Regions from separate parts of the Mus musculus genome. Here region 1 is linked to region 2. Evidence: chromatin loops called from intact Hi-C (ENCODE). Cell type or tissue: heart. All regions are shown on one strand. Each heading gives the region's core, and the rest is flanking DNA. Links, peaks and the distances in the headings are about the cores only.

Evidence for each region. A loop is a pair of places that touch in the nucleus more often than their neighbours do. Peaks named below come from ENCODE experiments on the same cell type or tissue, not always from the same donor. Only the 100,000 strongest peaks of a DNase experiment are listed, where the experiment ranks them.
Region 1: a loop joins it to region 2, with 6 times the contacts of the local background. A loop is called at or near these places in 3 of 42 quality-filtered maps.

The regions. Positions count from the first base shown.
Region 1 is chr1:190,926,727-190,929,627 of GRCm38, reverse strand. It overlaps Angel2 (angel homolog 2), which reads right to left and starts at 1,123. Exons shown (of 9, transcript NM_021421.4): 1 at 870-1,123. The coding sequence starts at 928. In heart, for the core only: no CTCF peak of the experiment used is centred there; a DNase peak (open chromatin) is centred at 1,067; H3K4me3 peaks cover 2,085 bases; H3K27ac peaks cover 1,704 bases.
Region 2 is chr1:192,136,781-192,139,649 of GRCm38, reverse strand. Rcor3 (REST corepressor 3) reads left to right here and starts at 1,610. Exons shown (of 12, transcript NM_001346740.1): 1 at 1,610-1,911; 2 at 2,161-2,217. The coding sequence starts at 1,752. It overlaps Gm10516 (predicted gene 10516), which reads right to left and starts at 2,752. Exons shown (of 4, transcript NR_033536.1): 1 at 2,589-2,752. In heart, for the core only: a CTCF peak has its summit at 1,501; a DNase peak (open chromatin) is centred at 1,459; H3K4me3 peaks cover 2,439 bases; H3K27ac peaks cover 2,246 bases.

The DNA.
Region 1 (2,901 bases), core at 130-2,629, 1.2 Mb after region 2:
ATTTATACCACATCTTTTTCTTGTAAGATAGTGAGCTTTTGAGGGTTCGAACCTCAGTATTCTCTGAAAGCCCAGTCTCCACCCAAGGGCCAAGCACACAGCTGGTACTCAGAAAATGCCATAGCACAGGAACCAGGAATGGAGTGGGCAGATCCCAACGGCTTATGTAACGACAGTGTGCTATTTCCCACGCGTGGTACGATATAGTTTCAAAGGTTATACAAACCACTGGAATCTTAATAACTAAGTCCTCAAAGTTTATAGGAGAAAAACATAATCCGTACATCCAATTTAAGATTCGGTGGATACTACTTGGGGTGACATTATTAGAGGCTGCATGTACTGTGGCGCTTTAAAATTTCAAGTGAGTTATTTTTTTACTTTTGGAGGCGGAGTGTCACGCTCGCTGCCTAATCCAGGCCAGCCTCAAATTCATGGTTATCCTCCCGCCTCGGCCTCCGGGGTGTGGAAAGTGCAGGCGTGAGCCATCACGCCAGGCTCTCAAAGAGTGGATTGAAAGAAAAATACCCAGGACGGAGCAAGAACTTGAGTGGCGGTGAAAGTTGGCCTCCGCGTGACCGACGCTGCCCAGCCACCCCGGGGCGCGCAGCCTCCCTCCGGGCGGGGCCCTGCGCGCGGGCGGCGGCGGCGAGCGTGGAGGCCGCGCGAGGCCCGCAGGATCCCGGAGGCCGCGGCCACCGCTGCTGCCCGCCCGCGCGTTACCTCTCCCCGGGCGCCGCCTGGCGCGTCCCCGCCGCGGACCCTCTTCCTCCGCCTTCCTCCCGCGCCCCGCCGCCCCGCCCCTCCCCTCCCCGCCCGCCCCTCCAGGTCCCTCCCTCTGTCCATCCCGCCGGCCGCTCGCCACTGACCGGCCTCGCCCCGCCACACAGCGGCCGTAGCCCCTCCTCACACAGCGCCACGTCTCCATCTTGGCTCTCTGTGAGCGCCCAACGCCCGGGCCCGCGGCTGCACCTCAGCTTCGGCCGCTCGCCGGGTCCTACCGGATCCCCATCACTCGGCTCCCGGCCGGCCGCTAGGCATGCTGGGAGGAGCGTCTCGCCGCAGGCCCGGTCACCATCTTGCCTTCTGGGGCAGTTCCTTTAAGCAGTGCGACTCCGGGCATGCGCAGAGCGTGCGCGGACAGCCATTTCCTGGTAGGGCGGAAGGCTAGCGCTTGACGGCTTTCTTAAGACATAGGAAGGAGCAGGAGCTGCGTGAGACCTAAAGTGTATTTACGTGGTTGCGTAGATCCAAAAGGTAGATTTCCACGTTGAGGAAATACTATTCTGTGGGTTCCCGTAGAACTTTATAATTGATTTTGTGCAAATCTCAGAGAACCCACTTGTACATTAATTAGTGCGTTGATGATCCGAGTCTGTCAGATCGAGCGTAGCTTTCTTGGAAAACATAAATGGAGAAGGGACAGCGAGAATAGCGAGGCAGAGGGCACTGGAAACCAGGGTCGCTGCTTGCTTAGTTTCTTTGGTAGAGCTGTGTAGCTGTGGGTAGTAATTTCTTGGGAAGTTTTGTTCTTTTCCTTGTGTTAATTTTGAGAGATACTTTATCCTTCGTGTATATCCTTCTCTTTATCTGCAGTTGTTATATTGTGTAAACATGTCAGGAATGCTGAATTAGCAAACTCTGAGGAAAGCTAGTCTCTGATTGCACACGCACACTCGTGAGTGTCCTTAGACAAAAGTCTTGTGCAGTCCAGGCATTCGTCAAACTTATCTCACATGCCTGTCTGAGCACTGTGGTCACCAGCAACGTACTGCCATACTTGGCTTCGGACCACATTTTCATCAACCAATATGAAGTCTTGTTTTATGCATGTTCCTTATTTAATTTATATTGTCACTTCATTAACGTTAAACTCTGTCCAACAGTCTTCTGATACATACCTAATTGAAGATAATTTAGTACACATATTTTCTCTATATTACATCATTAACTTTTGTCACCTCAGAATCTTGCAGCAGTATACTTGGGGGGCACTTTTAATAGAAAAATCAGTAAAACTGTGGGAAAGGGACACTAAGTAGTCGGTAGAAAGGTTAGTTTTTTACGGTCTGAAAACTCAAGAGGGCAGAGTGCCTTGTTTAACCTCAGGGACAAGCACACTAGGCAACTAAAATTTGCCTTTCTCCTTGTTGGAGAAAAACCAAAACACTGTGAGGATTGATTTGGACATTTTAGGTAGGTTTTAGGGAGTAGGCAGTTTACAAACGCAGTGTCCACAAATGGGGGCTGACTGCTTGAGGTTTATACTGTCCTATTTTCTAAGGGTGATCACAATGTTGTTGTTAGTTACATGTGGCCAGTAGTGTCCTATATGCCTTGTTCCATAATCACATTGTAAGTGACTTGTGAACAGTGTCCATGACTCCTGTTCAAATCTATTCAACCTAGTACTCTACTGACTACACAACATACGGCAAACAAAGATCATTGATAGGGTTATTAACTGGAGCAGACTTAAGGAAGACCTGTCAATCACCAGACTTTCTCCTCCAAGCACACCTTAGCTCCTCTGCTTGTTGTGCAAAGAAAAATGTAGTGTTTTGAAATAAGCAAATGGCATTAAGGTCCTTCCTTCCTTCCTTCCTTCCTTCCTTCTTTCCTTCCTTCCTTCCTCCCTCCCTCCCTCCCTCCCTCCCTTTCCTTTGTTTGAGACAGGGTTTCTCTGTGTAGCCCTGGCTGTCCTGGAACTCACTCTGTAGACCAGGCTGACCTGGAACTCAGAGATCCACCTGCCTCTACCTCCAGAGTGTTGGGATTAAAGGCGTGCACCACCAACTGTCAAGATGCATTCTTTCAATGAGTTTGAAGGTTTCTTGATGACGAAAGACACTTTGGGAGCTGTCTGCTCTAGAACTTTAGAGAGAGTAGTTACCTTATAGC
Region 2 (2,869 bases), core at 370-2,869:
ATCTATTAAGAGGCCTCTATTTTGTTTTGTGGTTTTTTTTTTTCTTGAATTTTCTTTTTATAGGCTCTAGCTTTTGTACTCCAGGATCAAAGGAGCTGATGTGACAGGGCTGAGATGAGTCGTGTTCATTAGAGGTTGGAATGTAAAAAATAAAATATCATTTCAGTTGTCCATAACATTTCTCCTTGCAGAAAATAAAAATCAGACTTAAAATATCCTTCAGCAATGTGTTTTTTAAAAAAAGGAACCGATGCTAGGTGTGGTGGTGCAGCTCTTTACTCCCAGCACTCAGAAGACAGAGGCAAGCGGATCTCTGTGAGTTCCAGGACAGCCAGAAGTACACATAGAAATCCTGTCTCAAAAAATAAAACGGGAGGGGAGGTTGAGTTGTGGTTCAAAAATTAATGGACACATATAGAGCTAAAAATCAACTATTTCCAGTACCAGTACTGTTTCTCCACCCGGACAAAATACTCCCTCCTTTAGACAGATGACCGGCCTAATTCTTGTATCCCAGAGTTTTCTTGGCTGAATTCTTGAGTAGGTCTGTTATTTCTCAGTAACAGAATTCCAAAGAACAGTTTTAACCTTCAAGGTAATTTTACTGTTACCCCCAAATTCTGCAGGACACACATCTGTATATTAAGCAACTCCCCCCCCCCTTTACTCCTGAGACACAAATCGTCCTCCTTGCCCAGACAGTATGTCATAAGCAAATATCCTTAAATCTGGGGAAGAAATACAGTCCAGCCAATCTTCAACTGGGTGCAAACTGCCAGAAGGCAGCTGGCCTCACCTTTCTCTGCAGCAGCAGCACCTCTCTGCAGAGCACTTCTCTCTCCACCCTCTCCAGAATTGCTCTGAGCCACCACCCCAGGCAGTGTCGACCCAGATAGCACTGGCCCGGGGAAGGTAGAGTTCGGTTATTTATTTCCCCACTCGTGGCATTCGCTTCTTAGACAGCAAAAGGGAAAGAGCCAAGTGGAAATACTGCCCTTTCAGTCCCTCTCGGACCTCACAGCAGAGAGGAGCTGCCTCGCCAGGTCTTTAGGGCCGGTCTCATTCCGGAGTGAACCGATCCTGCCTCCAACCGGAGGACCCAGCTCCTACCCCGGGGCGCACCTCGCGGGAGCAGCTCCTGTCTGAGGCCGCCAACCCCTGCCCGCGTCACCGGAGCTGCTCCGGTCCAAGGCCGCCATCCTCATAGCTCCTGTCAAAGGCCGCCATCCCCGCCGCTCCTCACCGGAGCAGCTCCTGAGACCGCCATCCCGGGTTCCCGGTCACGGGAGCAGCTCCCGCCCCGCGGCCCCGCCTCAGCAGGCCAAATTCCTTCAGCTGAGACAGGGCAGAGGCCGCCTCCCCGCCCTCCATGCCGCCTCCGGGGCCTCCACATCGTCTCCCGGCCCTCGAGCGCCCGGGAACCGGCCGGCTGGGGACGCGCGGGGTCCCGGCCCTCTGGTCTCTCCGCCCCGCGGCCGGAACCTCCCTAGGGCGGAGTGATCGCGGCCGCCCAGTGAGGAGCGCGCGGCCACGAGGGGCGCTCGGCCGGGTGGCACGGCGCGGGGCGGCGGCGGCGGGGGAGGGGAGGGAGGCGGGGCCGGGGCGGGCCGGTGTGGGGCGACTGCGCTACGGCTCGACCGGGGCGGTGATGGCGGCTCCATATTAACACCTCCTCCTCCTCCTCCGCGCTCCCGCCCGCGCCCGCCAGCCGTCTCCCCCTTCCCTGACGCCACCTCTCCCCCTCCTCTACCATGCCCGGCATGATGGAGAAAGGGCCCGAGTTACTGGGGAAGAGCCGATCGGCCAACGGCGGCGCCAAGAGCCCGGCGGGAGGCGGCGGCTCCTCGGCCAACGGCGGGCTGCACTTCTCGGAGCCCGAGAGCGGCTGCAGCAGCGACGACGAGCACGGGGGTACCTCGCCGCGCTCCCCGCCCCCGCCCGTCCGCCCGGCCCCCTTCCCCGCGCCCTCCTCCCCCTCGGAGCCGAGCCGCGGCCGCCGGAACTCCCGGTGCCGCCGCAGCCCGCGACCCGCGCCTCCCCGCCCCCACCCGGCCACGGCCTCGCCCGCGCTCCCGCGGCTGGAGAGTCTCTGCCTTGCCCTTCCCCTCTCCTCTCCTTATTTATTACCATTTTACCATATATCTTGGCATTGCTTTGCAGATGTTGGGATGAGAGTCGGAGCTGAATACCAAGCTCGGATCCCTGAATTCGATCCAGGTAGATATATTTGCTCACAGGAAAACCCCATCTCTCTCTCTCTTTTTTTTTCCCCCAGGCTTGCTCTGGGGTGGCCGGCGTCGGGATGGGAGGGAGTTACGTGGTGTTGAGTGTGGGGCGCACCAGGAGAGGCCAGGGCAGGGCAGGGCAGGGCAGGGCATCGCGGGCGGGGAGGCTGGCAGGCTCGGCTGGGCAGTGACACAGGGCGTGGGGGTAGATGTGTGCATGGCAAGGTGAACATGGTTCCCTCCCGCGGCACTTGCACGCTGGTGGCTTCGCACGGAGGTCGCGGGTCCGAGGCCCGGGGCGTGGGGACTGCAAAACCAAGGGCTGCAGGAGAGGGCGTGCGATCTGTGTGTGCATGAACCTACCCCAGGTCAGATGCCACTCCGACCCGCCCTGGGAACCCGGGGCTCAGCCAGGCTCCGCAGGGCCACGCTTGGCAACCGCCTGCTGTCATTAGCCCGAGCCAAGGGCGAGCCCTGCGACCCCGGCGCACACGGGATCCTGGTTTTTCTTTCTGCCGAGGCGGTGTGGACCTGGGCGGGGAAACGCCCGTGCCCGACACCGCCCCGGTCGCCCCCAACCCCTCCCCGCGCGCCGACCCAGCCCGGGGAAGCCAGACCACAGGACAGCGGCAGCAGCTGCCAAG